Regions from separate parts of the Mus musculus genome. Here region 1 is linked to region 2. Evidence: chromatin loops called from intact Hi-C (ENCODE). Cell type or tissue: gastrocnemius. All regions are shown on one strand.

What was found. Peaks named below come from ENCODE experiments on the same cell type or tissue, not always from the same donor. Only the 100,000 strongest peaks of a DNase experiment are listed, where the experiment ranks them.
Region 1: it touches region 2 in a loop (1.9-fold over the local background); 2 of 42 quality-filtered maps call a loop at or near these places.

What each region holds. Positions count from the first base shown.
Region 1 is chr9:27,920,742-27,928,741 of GRCm38, reverse strand. The region is part of intron 1 of Opcml (opioid binding protein/cell adhesion molecule-like); the gene reads right to left. Among named protein-coding and RNA genes, the nearest start is that of Opcml, 130 kb to the right of the region's middle. In gastrocnemius, no CTCF peak of the experiment used is centred here; DNase peaks (open chromatin) are centred at 4,268 and 4,571; H3K27ac peaks cover 1,306 bases.
Region 2 is chr9:28,098,102-28,106,101 of GRCm38, reverse strand. The region is part of intron 1 of Opcml (opioid binding protein/cell adhesion molecule-like); the gene reads right to left. Among named protein-coding and RNA genes, the nearest start is that of Gm39313, 290 kb to the left of the region's middle. In gastrocnemius, no CTCF peak of the experiment used is centred here; DNase peaks (open chromatin) are centred at 3,912 and 4,243.

The sequences.
Region 1 (8,000 bases), 180 kb after region 2:
CCAAGCTCTCCTACCATTGGATGTTCAGTGACTCCCCAGAGCAGTGCTTACACAGCCTGTCAATTACCATAAACTAAGTAGTTATGAACAACAGATATTTATTCCTTCACAGGAGGTTAGAAATCCAAAATCCAGACAGTGACAAGGACAGTTTCTTCTAAAAGCTGTGGGGGAGAATCAGCTTTGTGTGTCTGAAGTAGCTCCTTCCTGTAGACACACCATTCCAATCTCCACTCTCTTCCTCACATGGCATTTCTTGTTTATCTGTGTCTTCGGATCTTCCTTGACATGAGTCTTAATTCATCTCCTTTTAGTGCCATCGGTCTTCTCGTTTACCCTCATCTTAACCTGATTACCTCTACAAAGAGATTGCTTCCAATTATGTTTGCTGGCCTGAGCAGATAGACATGAAGAGATATTTTCAGAGGGCACATAGCATCCTACAATCCCTTCAGGACTGGGAGAAACAAAAGCTAACACTCACATAACACCACATGCTGAGTATGACCTCAGTGCACACAGCTTTCATTACTTAAGTAATCCTAACCACAGTCAAGTATCAGTGTCTTCCTTCCCATCCTTACAATCTAGGGACAAGGTGACTTTCCAAGGTCACCCAGGTGGCTAAGGTTTTGTTTTTGTTTTTGTTTTTTGTCTTGTTTTTAAACACATTTTATTATTTTCAAGTGTCAGCATGTGCATGTGTATGCACAAGTGAGTGTGTGCCAGCACACATACATGTGTGTATGTACACATGCAGGTAAATGCATCTTAGTACAATTTTCCACAAGTTAGAAAAAAAATGACATCAGCTGGGTTTATATGTGTTAGATACCTGAAATGGATGCTAGAAAACAAACTCAAGTTTTCTGTTTGAGAAATATATTCTTGTGTTCTTAACTGTCAAGCCATATCTCCAACTCCACCCAATACAAATGCCTCTTTACCATGAGGCTACACTGTCTCATATAGGTCATAGATGAGACTAGGCTGGTTAAGCGATGCTTAATAGAGAAACAGAAAGTGGAAGAGGTGTCCAAAGGAGGCTGAGACTGTTATGGTCAAAGTTATTTGAATTGAGGTGTTGTCTCACCTGATCTTAGGTGAGAAGTGCTGAATGCCAGAAGCAGTACTGATCATAGACGTGGTGGGGGTGGGGTTAAAATTTCCCAAAGCTACAAGTCAATTTGCAAAGTCTGTTCTAGTGCAGAATAAGATATAAGCAGATAATAACTACATAATACGTTACGATGTATCATAAACACATGGAGCAACTATAGGAATCATCACAGGGAAATGGCACTTGACATTTTACAATTTCCTCATGCATGTAGATTTCCATGCCCCAATCAGAGTACAATATCTTGAGAGGTTCAATTCGTTTGTTTGTTAATCAGTTTGTTTGTTTATCCCTAACAGGCTTTTGTTGGGCTTGCTTCAGGCACCAAAGCAGGGCACCCAGCAAAGGCAACTATAAAGGATGCTTGCTCAACCAAGAATGTGAAGAAACAGGACACTGTGGCTCCAGTCCTTTAAACACTTGACTTTCCCATCTCAATGACACAACCAGGAGACACTAGGGAAGCTCATGGTTGCTAACCGTGCCCTTCTCTTGGAATTTCAGATGTTCCACAGAATTCTACAGGCACCCCTGGTTCCTTAGAGAGTGTGGACTGTATTTGGGGGAACATGACCCACCAGGCAGACTGTGTCTGGCAGCCACAGGCTTAGGATCTCAGCTCTACTTTCAGAGCCCATGGTTTGTTCCCCAGGTTTGCCCCCTACTACTTGTATATATGTGTTCTTTCTGTCATAATCTGCATTTCAACCTTCCTTCCTCCACCATAGGATATGAGACACAGAAGACCTGAAAGCTGCTGATCTTCACACAGATCGACTCACCTCTGCTTCTAGCTTCTTGTCTCGCCTAGATATTTCTTTGCAATCTGGCCCAATGCCTATGGAAGCAGCCCTTCCACAGCCTTGCTGCAAGCCTTGAGCAGAGACAACAGGATCTGTCTTGAACCTATATCTCAAAGCTTCAGATGATGCCCACTTCTACAGCAATAGCGGATCTACTTTCTTGCCTCCCATCCAAGGATATTCCTCCTTTTACCAGCCCTCTCACTCTCCAGTTAAAGAGTTTTACACCACAGAGGAAACCCAGGACAAAGTGAAGACTAAGCATTGTGTCCCATGCAAGGGAGAAAAATACATGGCTCTGCTGGCCAGGAACCAGAAAGGAAATTATTTCTTCCCTTTTGTACTCTCCCTACACTTCATTTCTGTTGCTCTGTTTGTTTAGAGCTTACTTTGCTTCCACAAATATAATAGGTCCACTGGGGATGGACGGTGTCTAATTGTGTGCTGTTTGCAATGCCTGGAACATTACAGTTCTCAATGAACACATTATTATTATGATTATTGTTATGATCTATCGTAACAATAATTGCAATTCAGTGCACATTTCTCTATACTTCAGGCTGCATAGGGATTCAAGAATATACTCATGGTCCCCTGGATATCCCTAAATGCCCTGGATAAGGATCTAAATTTATGAGGTGCATGTTGGAGCTGTACCTCTAGACTTACAGAGACTGGAGGGTATTTATCTCCTAGTCACAAAGGGAGCAGAATGGGAGACCTTCTCCTTCTATGCAAAGGAGAATAAGAAATAAGGCGTGATCAGAACAGATAGAGAAAGGAGGAATTGTATTAGAACACATGTTGGTTCACCCCCCACTCACCAGAGACAGTGAAGACCACAGCTAGAGCTGACCCAGTGGCAGAAAACCTGTTCAGGCAATGATAAGAAAAATCATTTACTGGGCACATTAATTTAAGTCGTGGGAGCTGAGCTCTCCCTAGGTTGCCCATTGGATAAATGCTGTCAGGATATGCTGTGAGCTCTTCCAATGAGATGTAATAATTGAATTTGTTTTCATTTAATTTGGAGGGCCTTTAATTAAAAGCCAGGCTTGTGTGTGCAGAGAGATAAAGCCAGGCACACCAAGAATGGGGGTAATTTAGGTGCTGAATGCGGTAATTAATTGTAAATTCAGAGGTCAGGAGACTGGCATTATCTTTGGGAAATCAGCATAGGGAGCTGGCCATCCGGCTGGAATAGGGTCTGAAGTAGCGGAAACATACGCTTAAGTGATTTTTTGAAACCTTAATCGCAATTACAGAGCAGTGCGGAGGTTAATTTGCAAAGTTCATTAATCAGAGGCATAAATACATCAGTGATCACCTGGTGCAAGAGAACCTGGAATGTTGTTTTCCAGCCATGATTTCCAAAAGTCAGCCTGGGGAATGAAGTACACTCTATCCTCCTCTGACTCTTCCTACTTGCCTTCATCTTCAAGCTGCTTAGAAACGTATTTCTCCCCTCTTGGTAGGAGCTGAAGCCTAACAGCAAAGACTGCTTTGGATAATACAAAATACATCTTATAATGATGAGACTTGCACAAAGAATAATCCCAGAATACTTTTTAGGGTATTCTATTAGTAGCCTAGACAGTAACACCTAGAGATAATATCAAAAGACAAAGCTTGAATTAATGTCCAATTTTAATCTCTAGAGTTAGGAGTTGAAGGTTAACTAGAGTGGTCAATCTTCAGATTCTATTGTATTTCACAATATAAAGCAATAAAGGTCAATGCGTGTGCTTACATGTGAGTTTCTCCCTTGAAAAATGACAGTCTATTAGATGCATATTTTGTGCTTCAGAGAGCATCGTGATGGGAGTATGTCCCAGCATGCAATGGTGGAGGTGATAGAAGCCTGCTACCTTCCAGTGCTCCATGCAGGAATAGAGATGCAGGGACTGTGCTAGTGTTCAGAAACTCACATTTGTTTAGTTCGCCACCTCAGAAGACAATAGTTCTCGAACACAAATGGTCACAACTACCTCTGCCCAGGCTTATTTCTGGATGTCTTCCACTTTTCACTCCCTATCTCTCAAGGTTCTAATTGCCTCCCACAGGAGAGGATTTCACAGGTCGGAAAATTACCTCAGAGAAAGGGAGCCAGATCAGAAAATTCCACCAAGATTGCTTGGGGCACTTCTTAAACACATAAAAGTTTTCATCTTTCCCCAGACCTCCTGAACCAGGCCCTCAAGGATCTGAAATCTAGGTAATAATTCTGAAACACCCTGAATCATTGCTTCACCAGCTAAACAAAGCTCTGAACTTCTCCAGCCTCTTCAGCTCCATGAGTGGGTGTATTGCTAGAAGCTGAACACCTGCTGTGTGCCTGGCAGTTTGCAATCCTAGAATGTAATCATGGCCTCTGAGGGCTGCAAACTTGAATGCATTCACCTCTCTGCCATTGAATAACTTCATCTCTATCTCTGCCAACCACTCCCTATCTTCTGTTAAGGTTTGATTTTTTTTTTTTTTCACACCTACTCAGCTACAGGCTCCCTCTATGTCCCTGGTACATACCTTGGACAGAGAAACAAACAGCAGGAAGATCAAACAGAACGAATGTAGATTGCCAACAGAAGGAGGCAATGACCCTCTAGAACAGCAAGCAGCACAAGCTCGGCTTCACAGATGGTGAAACTGGGGTGTAGACACATTTGCAGCAACAGAGAGCTCAGTTCTGGAGCCAGGGCTCTTTGGTCATAAAACAGGGCTCTGCAGGCTCATGCCAGGGATCTTTCAGGCCTAAGTGGTGAGTTCAGAAAACTCAACAGACAAAGCAAGAATGTGATTAGGAGGTGGTGGAGAAAAATCTTTGGAGTGAGGGATAGGAATGCTGATATTACCATCGAGAATATTTGATCCATGATTAGAAACTAAAAACACCTTGTCTCCGGATGGGAGATTCAAGCAACGAAATTTCTCTAATACAAGCACAATTAATCTAATCTAAGCACAATTATGATTCCTGCTGCTGAGATCTGCTTTTAAGCTCCATATTTGAAGTCATTTTCTTACATATATTATCTTTGCCAGTGGCTCTTGACCTTCCAAATATTGCAACCCTTTAATAAAGCTCCTCATGTTGCAATGACCCCCAACCACAAAATTGTTTCATTGCTATTTCATAACTGTAAGTTTACAACTGTTACAAACCTTAATGTAAATATCTGATATGCAAGATATCTGTTATGCAACCCTTAAAGAGGTTGTGACCCACAAGTTGAGATCTGCTAATCTATTGGTTTTCATTTATTTATTTTTAATTTTGTGTGTGAGCATGTGCACATGCGTGTGTGTGTGTGTGTGTGTGTGTGTGTGTGTGTGTGTGTGTGTATACACCATGTTACTAGTATGTAAGGCAAAGGGGATAAATTCCTTTCTTCCACCATGTGGATTCTGTTGATTGAATTCAGGTTATCAGTCTTGGCAACAAATGTTTTAACCACCTGGGTTATCTTGCTGGCCTGAATTTTTCTGCCATCTGAATTACTGGCCACAAATCACAGTTCAGATATCAGATAGTTACTCTGAATCATATCAATAGTAAGAGACTCAATTCCACTCAAAACAAGGATGATAGTTTAAGTTAAAGGCTTAGTCATCAGTTAAGCATCTAGATCAAAGATAAGAGCTGTATGCCCCCATAGGCACTAAATAAAGTCTTGGGGCTGGAGAGATGGCTCAATGGTTAAGAATACTTGTTGCTTTTTCAGAGGACCTGGGTTCAATTCCAACATGATGGTTCAAAACCATTTGTAACTCCATTTCTAAGAGATGCAACTGGGTACCATGCACATATGTACTGAATATACATACATGCAGGCAAAATACTCACATAAAATAGAATGAGTTAATCTTCCAAAAAAATGTTTCTTGCCTACAGGGCTTGACAGTCTAGTCAGAGAGACAGAAAACATCACACTATGTGAGTCCCATAATCATGAGAAATGTCCTGTACTCTGAGAACATGTGGGTAGGCCTTCATCATTTATCTGTAAACAGAAGATGGGCAGAGATAGGCCAAGGAAAGATGTGCTGACGGTGAAGAAGTAATAAAGAATAAGGCCAACTGAGAAGACAGATCATGCCAAGCCTTCAGGATGAAAATTAAAGCCATGATGTTTTAATTTGATGCTCAGGATCCTGGAACTGCCTGGGATGAACAAGGCTTACTCACAGCCTATGAGAGCTAGTATTACACTAGGATAGCATATGAACAAGCAGGCATGGGTTGAATGGCCTTAAGGTTTCTATTTGAAATCTGTGTGGTTAGACACTTACCCTGAACTCATCTGATACCTCCACACTCCTGAGTCCCCTGGTAAATTGCTTTTCTTGTGAGTATTACGGAAGAGAGGCAGGGCAGGAGATACCCACACACATGTTCAGCTGCTTTAAGGGGCCATGCATTCAGGATCTTTTTCTCTAGGTTGTAATTGCTCCCTTGAGAAGGGTTGGAAGGTTGTGAGGCATGAGTTGGCTTGTCTTGCTGTCTGGCTCTATTTTGGGAAGTGGTTTAGAAGTTGGGGGAGGGGGGGGGAGCTGGGTGCTTTTCCCTCTCCCCTTGAGTGAAAGCATAGATATGTTAAGGGGAAATTTCTCATTTCCATTGGCTCTTTTGATGTTGCTGGGGAAACAAAGCAAAGCAGTAGCAAGTCTCCAAATGGGCTCTAAAGAAGAAATATATTTTAAATAAAGCACTAAAGCAAAAACATCCCTTCACGATTTGTTGTGTATTCTGATTCGCCTCTGCCTGCTGCCAGGAAAGGCTTTGTGAAGTACAGCAGTAATTCAGAAGAAGCTCCAACTTAACTTTAGAAATAACAGGACCACTCATCCCTTGACCTACACTAACAGTGTGCTTTCAAATCCAGTCATGGTTCCCTGCAGTTAGTCAGAAGTTTTCATTCTTCCCTCCAGTTTTCTTACACTTGAATCTCCCTTGGCTAGACCTACAGGTGGGTGAAATTCCAAATACTACCCGGAGGAATTAAATGTATATCAAAATTGTAGTGGATGAAGGCTAAGTAAGAATGCTGAAACTGAGGCATACATAGTAAACTCCCAAGCTTGCATGAAAGATGCAGGGTCCTCAAATGTCAAGAACTAAGGAGGGCATGCACAATAGTTGTAGATGGTGGGAAGTTCTTCCCACCTGTCCCTGTCACACTAGAGAGCTCAGGGACAGGGGTAAGGAGGACTTAATGTGATTTAACTTTTAAAAAGGATGAATAATCTTTAGTCCACATCTGAACTTTCAAAGCAAGGCTCACAAGTACTCTTTGACCCCACTATTATTTTAAAGTGGTGGCTGATGAGCCAATCCCTGGAAATTATTTTCTCAGTTTGCCTTGGAAAGCATCATTAGGGACCAGTGCAGTTCTCAAAGGAATCCTCTAAGAGAAAGGAGCTAGGCCAAAAGAGGCCAGGGGCAGCCAGAAGTTATAGGAAAGGAACCATGAAGATGGTGTGTAGCTAACCAGGCCAGACTGGGCCTTGCTGTTTGTATAAGCTTCACTCCTTATATCATATAGTTTCTGTATTATTACCCCTTAATCTTAGTAGTGGTTTTGGTTGTTTCTGTTAACAGTCACTTATTGTCCTCACATACATTGTTTTGTATTATTATCACAAACCTAAGAGGTTCTGGGCAGATATTATTTCTGCCCATCAATTTATCAATGAACAAATGACATGTTCCATGAGTAGAGCTGAGAATAAAGCTCAAAGTTTTTCAAACCCTTAGTTTTACCATGTTTCTGTGGCAGGAAATAATAGGAAGGTGCATCTCCCCTCAACTGTAGCCTTTTCATGTTATCTCCAAGTACATCCATCAGTGTAAGACGAAAGGAAAGGACAAGGTTTCTTCCCTCACACAAAAAGGATCAGTGAACATGAACACCTCTCATTTTGAATGTCATCAAAGCAGCTGCATACCTGTAACCCCTCTAGACTTATCTTCCCATTTAGTAAAAGACACTCTGACTCTGGGTGGAAATACATAGCACAGTTCAGTTGGCTTGTGTAAAGAAGCAATGAAGACCATAGCCTCCAGGGGTGGTTATGAA
Region 2 (8,000 bases):
TATTCACTCATTTTAGTCAGATTCTGGCTACAGAGTAGTTACAGTAAGATCATATCAATTCAGTGCTAACCTGTCCTTGACAAGCCTTGACCTTGTTCCTGGATCAATATTATAATACCATCCATTCCTTCTCACCTAGACTACCATTCTGAGTGGGTGAGCTGGCCCAGGAGTCTAGCATTTGGGTTTCTGCAGCTGTTTTCCAAACTGGAAGATTGGTAATGTATGTCAGGTCCCCAGGACCCAGTGGAGCACTGGTAGAAGAAGAACAGGGAAGCAGGTTGTATGATATCTTCATCTGAGTTCCTTAGAAGGTAACAACGTAATTGGAGTCCAAGTTTTGTGTGTGAGTCACACCAGGATTAATCACCGGGAGCTGTTAGAGGCATGCACCTGGGAACTATATTAGGAAAGAAAACAAGGATAAGATCGTTGAAAAGCTAAAACTCACCCATTCTTCTGAATGGCAGTCTCTTTCATGTGGCCTGAGAGAACTGTCTAAGCTGCCTTTAATTATCTCCCATGCTGTAGCGTTCTGGCAGGCCTGAGGTCAGAACTAAAGATGTATCTGTGAATAGCATGGAGCCTTACAGACCTTAAACTAGCCTAAGGATTTTGAAGTGGTTTTAACCTCCTTATGCAGAAGAGTTGCCTGCCTGCCCAAGAATGTTCTTTCCGGTTTTAGAATCCTACACACAGTATATATTGTCTTCCATCACCGCTATATCCTTTCTCCAAACTCTCAGCTGTTAAAGCCCCAAGTACTTCCTCATGTTACCATTTTAAAGCCTGACTCAAAAGGAGCTTCAGGGACCCCTAAGTGCAGAGCAGTATCCCCATGCCAAGGAACCCTATGCCCTTTAGAGTCTCTTTACAAAATGTTCTTCACTGCATTTCTGTGCTCAGTTGTAGGAGGGCCCCAGTTCTCAGTAGTGAGTCAGAGACTCAAAATTGGTTGAGACTAACCTCACTGTTATATGGCCTCTCCATCTTTCTTGGTGGAAATGGGAATGGGAAATCATTCAGTATCTTTTGTTATTACCCGAACCAACTTTCCATTTTTTTAGAGTCTCCAACTATGTTATGATGCTCTAATGCAGCTGCTGTCCTAAATGCAGCTGCTGTCCTTTGTATGACACAGCAAGGACCTGACTACTGCCATTTCCAGTCTTTAGCTGGTCATTCTCATCAACTGCTCCCTTGGCAGCTCGTAATGGGCAGTCCTACTCATGATGATACAGGATGGTGAGCTGCTTAGGTCATCTGAACATAACAAGCTCTTCATACACAGGACTACCAAGCCAGAGCAATTTAAGAAATCTGGGTCCCTAAAGATGACTTGGTCTTGTGCTTCTAAGAACATCACATGCCTTCTCTCTGCATTATGTTAGCTGTGTGATCTCAGCAAAATGACATGGACTCAGACACAGTACCTTCTTCTACAACATCTTACTTAGTGGATGGAGGTACAAATTATGAACTACTACCCATGTGTCCTGTAGTGCCTTGTCCAGGAAATCCCAAGGTTCTTCTGTGGTTTGGGCTACAAAGAGCCACAGCTTGTTTTTACTGCCCATATAAGGTGGAATCTCAGAAAAGGAGGCAAACGCTCATGAGTGAGAGTGCAGTCTTAACCTCTGAACATCCAGAGGTGATATGAGAATTAAGCCAACCACACACCAGCACACACCACACACCACACACACACACACCACACACCAGCACAGGCTGCACAGAAACATGTTAATACAGAAGGCTGTTTTTATATACGCTGGCTAATGAGTTTTGACCTGTGTCAATTTGGTCTCATAATTACTGGACTTGGAATCGTGTTAGCCAATTGGACTTATGCTGTGATCTCAGCCATTTCAACTGTTCTTGATTAGCAGAGTAGACACCAAGGACAAGGAAAAATACCTAATGTTCTCCTCTTCTGGATAAGTCTGATTGGACAGAGCTGGCTTTCTGTGGCTGCAGTGGGAAGAAGCTTTCTTTCCCCATTAGTCAACCTTGGATCTTCTGCTTTCCTAAAGCTCCCTATGGCCAGGGCAGCAAAAACAAACAACACCTTGCAAGCAGGAGTTTGGACATCAGTCTGAATATATCAGGCCCAAATCCATTGGCTCTTGGGCCAGTGGTAGATAGGGCTGAGGAGACATTTCAAGGGTGATAAACTGTCTAAAGAGACACTCAGGAAGGCCCATTACAACAGAAAGGCAATGGAGGGTACCCCAAAAATCTAAGAGAGCACTGAGCCAGGTGAGGAGAAAGTAAGAACAGAGCCCTCAGATGCACACAGGCAACTGGAGAATAAGCTGGGAGTCGATCAGCAAGGAGGTGAGTACTGCTAGGATTCATCAAGGGGCAGAGAGAGCTCCTAAGACCCTTGCATGGTGGCAAATCCATTATATGAGCTGCTGCTGTGGAGGCAGGATGTTGTTTCTTACATCATGCAATTCATGTAGTTGCCAGGGAGATTGATACTCCTCAAGGAAAATCCAAAGGTCTAAGGTAAGTAAATAGGGATATAGAAATAAGTGACCACGTGCCCTGCTTATTCCTAGAACCTTGCACTCATCCTCACTTCCTGTCCTCACATCAAAACGTTCCTGTCTGGTTGATGGAGGAGCATGAGGTTTCTAAGCCTTTCCTCTCCTTGCCTGTCTTCCATCACACATGTCCATTTTCATCTGCTACTCCTTCTTTGGCTTCTGGTTTATTTTGTCTACAAACTGCTGATACAAATGTCCAAAATAAATTATGCTAAATAATAGATGAAGACAGCTACATAATTTATAATGTTAGAAGCCAAGCAGAGCTGGCTGGGCTGTGTTCAAGGCTGCGGTCCTTCTCCGTGACTGCAACGTAGAACATAGGTACATCTAGCTTTAATTCTAGAAATAATCTGAGAGCTAGGGTTAGATTTTGGTTTATCTTTCTCTGAGTGTTTGCTTTTAGGTGATCCCACACTCCCCAGGTAGGTCATAAGCCAGGATGTGGGCATTCTGGGCGCTCTCCAGTCCAGGTAGAACTCAGTACTTTGCTAAGACCAACCCTCCTTAAAACAGTCTAGCCTCTGGCTGTAACACTCAAACATACAGGTCTGTCCCTCTAGCCCAGTGGTGTAAGCAATGTCCTTGCCCACCACACAGAGCAATGAGTATAAATTCAGAAATAGCTTTGGAAATGAAACTGCTTTCTATAAGAAAGTCCTCTACAACCAGTTCTGTGGCACTGTTTAGAAGGACACAGAGAAACGGGAGAGGCTATAGGGAAAAAAGGTAGCAGACCCTGGGAATCAACCAACTGCAGCTTTTGGTAGAGATGACTAATGAAGCATATCATTGTTTTAATTATTTCTCTTTCTTATAAAAAAATGACTTAACCTCATTGGTGTCTTGTAGCAGGGAAGGATGATAAAAATAAGAGAAAAACACAGAATCAGAAAAACGAGGGGACAAGGGTCAGAGAGAAGAAACTGCATCGGGGGAGCATTCAGAAAGAGAAAACCTTCGTCTTGTCTCCTCCACACAATCAATGAAAGTCTTTGTTTTGTGTTTCTGAACCCTGCAGGGTATGATTGGAGACAGTTAGATAGTACATGTTTTTCTATAGCAGTGGGATGTTTCTATTGTTTAAAACAAAAACAAATCCCCCAAACAGGTATCCCTGCCTTAGCTTTCACAGGGGCTGAGAATGGGTTATAGATTAAAGCTCCCCAATGCTCATCTGTGCCATGTTGGCCTGGAAGGAACTCCTTCAGCCACATCTGACCAACCAGTTCTTGTCATTAGCAACCAAGTGTTAAGCCAGAGAAGCTTGTCTGGGAACATCTCCAAAGTGGCAAGTAAGCCACAATTTAGCTAATGTGCACCACTGTAGGCCCTGGCTTTGGCCAGAGCATATGTGGGTAGAGTATCTGGTGGGAGGAGGGAAGCTGGGAAGGAAGTGGGTTTGGGGATGCTCATTTGCAAGAACTGCCCAGCTGAGATAACATTTAAAATGAAACCAGAGAAGGTCCAATGTTCTGTAATCCTGCAGCAGCTGCTCATTTTGGGTTGAGCTTGGGAAAGAACAGTTTGCCATTAGTCAGTCCCCAAGCCAAGATTGGCTGATGGTGGCTTCTGGTCTCCCTACGCTACCTCTGAGGGGATCACTCAGCTGTGTCCTAAGGATGCTAAACAACAGAAAAAAGAACACGATGGCTTGTAGACTCCATCCATGTGTATGGCCCTTGGGATGCCCTTGCAGATGGGCCTGGCTGGAGACAGGGAGAGTTTGGATGTGCTCTTTGAAGCTTGGTGCCCAGGGAGGGCAGCTGGTGGGCTTGTTCTGCTGTTCTTCAGCCTGTCATGTACCACTCTTAACATGGTTTGCACATCCTGGAGATGCAGATTATCTCTCAGTACAGAGGACCAAGCTGCCCTCTGGGTGTTTGAGCCTAAAAAGCATAGCCAACATCCCCAGAAGCTTGGCCACAGCTGCCTACATGGAGCCTAAGAAGCTGATCCTTTGCTTATACTCCAGATCAGGGCTGCAGTCCTTCTCCCTGTGTCTGTAGCTTCTCCCATTTGAGGAGAACCAGCTTTTCCTTGTGTTGTAAAATGACAAATAAGACTAAACTGATTTTGAACATATTAATAGTACCAGATGGCTTCATAAAATGTAAATAGAGCAATAAAGTATAAGTGGGGGCTTCCCAATAATTAATTTTGGGTTTACACTGTCCAATGAGATCTGGATCAGGTGTTGGCTTTCTCAGGTATTATTAGATGAGAAACTCACTCACACATCTTTCTAGACTGGGTCTTGATAGACCCCATGTCTCTCTCCCTGGTTCTCCCATCCTTAGCTGAGAGGAACTTTGAAGTTTTACAGCACCATAGACTTGAAATAAAGACTTTCAGTTATCCCATTAGAATGTGTCAATAGGCTGGATAATTAGGAAAGCCATGAAGTACTTGGGGGACATAAAATATTCCATAAATGCACATTATTCTTGTTATAATGATGACACGGTAATAATAACTTGGCTTGTTGGAGCATTTACACAGTAGCAAATACTCTTCTATTTATTTGGCAATCATACACTTCGCTATTTATAGATGGAAAAGATTCTCTGATGCCAAGGTCAGTTCACTAGATAAAGCCAAGAGAGGAGATGTATTCTGGTTTCTAGTCTAACCTTGAGTTCAGAAAGATTCACAAAACCATAGTAACAGAAAAGCAATGGAACTGGACAAAATTCTGCTCTTCAGACTAACAGACTGAGCTCCTTATAATTATAGATCCAAAGAGCTTTTATCTAGTAACTGGGCAATCTTTGACAAATGACCTCTTCATGCCTCAGTTTCCCATCTTTCAAGAGTAAGAATTAAAATAGGAGCACTCTTTAGAGAGGGAGAAGGAAGTAAGTATAGAAGACGGAATGTTGGAATGCTTCAATGACTCAGGGATCCACCCATGCCTTTCTCATTTGATAGAGGACTCTTTTTTACTTGTGTGAGACCAGCATAAGAAAAAGACCTTAATTTATACCAAAGTAGATGCTTAGTTCTTTGTGTGTTTGTTTACATTTGTGCATGTGTGTGCTTGTATGTGAAGATCAGAGGATACTTTGAGGTGTCATTCATCAGCAGGTACTCTTTTTCTCTTGTTTGGTCGATTTATGACTTTGGCCTGGAGCTAGCTAATTGGGCCAGTATGGATAGGCAGTGAGCCTTAAGGTTCTGCCTCCCAGTGCTAGCATGACAAGTATATGCCACAGTGCCCAGCTTTTTGACATGGGCTCTGGTCATCACACAAAGTCCTGGTGCCTTCCTTGAAAGTACTGTACATGAAAGCTATCTCCTGACCTAGATTCAGAATTCTTAAAATGAAATTTCAGACCTTAATTAAGCATAAGGATGGATTGATTGATTGATGCAAAGCAAGGTGGCAACACCATTTAATAACAATAATAATTAACATGTAAGTGTTTATAATCGATATCGAATATCTTTCAAAGAGCTTTCTATGTGGTGAGTCATTAAATCTTCAAATGGCTCTGTTTGTTTGTCTGTTTTACTACAGTGAGGATGGAACTCGCAGCGTCATGCACATTCAGAAAGTGCCACCACTGAGCTGCTTACAGCTCAAGACACAGCTCCTTGAAACATGTATTCTGCAGATGAAATTTTACAGAGGAGGACCATTACAGAGTGACTAAGGTATTTGCACAAGGATAGGTGGCAGATATGGGACTGGAATTTTTCTGGGCTGACTGCTGAGTTCTTCAGGGGTGGGAACTAGATAGAATATATTCTTATATCCTCTTCCAAGTCTCAATCCTTTCTACCAACATTTTCCATCTTCACAGGTCCTAGTCCCTTCCCAGAGTGAGGCGCTGAACCAGATGCATAGGTTCATGGTCTTTATCCACTACAGATGTAGTCTATACAGAAAATGCCTTGCAAACTGATGGGTGTTTTGTGTTTGTTCATGAAGTCAGTGTTCTACTTCAATCAGGATGGATGCCCACTTTTTAGCCTACTTAAATGGTGATAGTTTTAATAAAACATACAATGACAACCTCTCCTTCCAACCTCATTCTTGAACCCCCAATTCCATCTGGACTTGTGGCTATTTTCCCTGAGTAACCAGATGTTTCCCAAGTGATAAGTTGCAAAAGCTGCCAACATCCTTTGCTATGCTTTTCTAACTTACTATGGCAGGCACAGTGATGGATCTAGGTCAATCACATGCAATATTTTAACATCTAAATTAAATGGCAAGCAACCCTGGAATCCATTACCTTCCCTATCTCTACTGAAATCAAACTAATGGGCCTGATTCATTTTTTTTTTTTTGTATGGATGTAGCTTAAGCAAGCACAAATGCCAATATAGACTCAGGTAACACTGGTCTGGGCGGAAAAGGAAAGTGAAGATGCTGGCTAAATGGTCCCATAGCCTGGAGGAACCCTGAATGGCCCTGTTGATAAAAGCAGTCCTTTTTGTCTTGCTCAGCATCCTGGGAGAGGGGATGAGTCCCTTGACACCTTGACAACCACATTTAAACATTCATAACTCAATATATTCCTGTCATGGTCCAATCTCACTGGGACAGAGAATGATTCTAAAATATATTTCATTTCATCAATTTCAGTTAAATTATTACATCTGAGGAAAAGAAATGTACCTTGGTTGATGTCACTGTGTCAGCTCAGCCCTGATTCAAGAAGACTGGTGTATAAGCAATGGTCGCTGTCTTTGCAAGGCTGGACACCTCCCCTGTGCTTTTGCCCTTCTGAATCAGTACCAACATCCTGTAAATGTCCCTGTGAACTCCAAGGATGATGCTTATGCCATACCAATGGCACCCAGATTCACCCTGCCCGTACCCTGCGCAGCTCCTCCAAGGCTTCTCTGGAGACACAGTCTACATTCTCTTGCCATCTTAGCACGTAAATCAGCTGTCAGCTGCACACCCAAATATCTCCGTTCTCATGATTTTGTCAGATCATCACCACTAATAGGATGTTGAAATTCGCAAATGCATCTATTTCCAGTAATAGGCCTATAGACTGCCGTCTACCAGTTTGAAAAGAGGGAGGTTTATGCTGGGGACAGGAATCTCACATGTCTCAAGAGGGCACCTGGCTTACTTGAATTGGGAGGTAATTTCCTCCTGGGACAGACTGCTGAGATCTCTAATACTGAAAGTTTAAATAGATCGGTGGCTGCAAAGCACAGCCAGCAACCTCAGAATTGCTCAGGAAATCACAGGGTTTTAAAGCAACAGGAGAAAAACGACAGCTCCCCCCATGCCTCACCACCCCACTTGGGCTGGGTTCCCTGTGGCTTTGTCTGGAAGTGCTGGGCTCTCCAGCCTGAAGGGCATCTATGGTGCCCAACAATAGACGTAGCAATATGCTTTCCCCAGTCTTTCTTGTCCACACAGGCAGCAGTGGGTCCAGTTTGTCTTGGACACAGTCAAGGACTTAGTCTTTCCATCTCAGA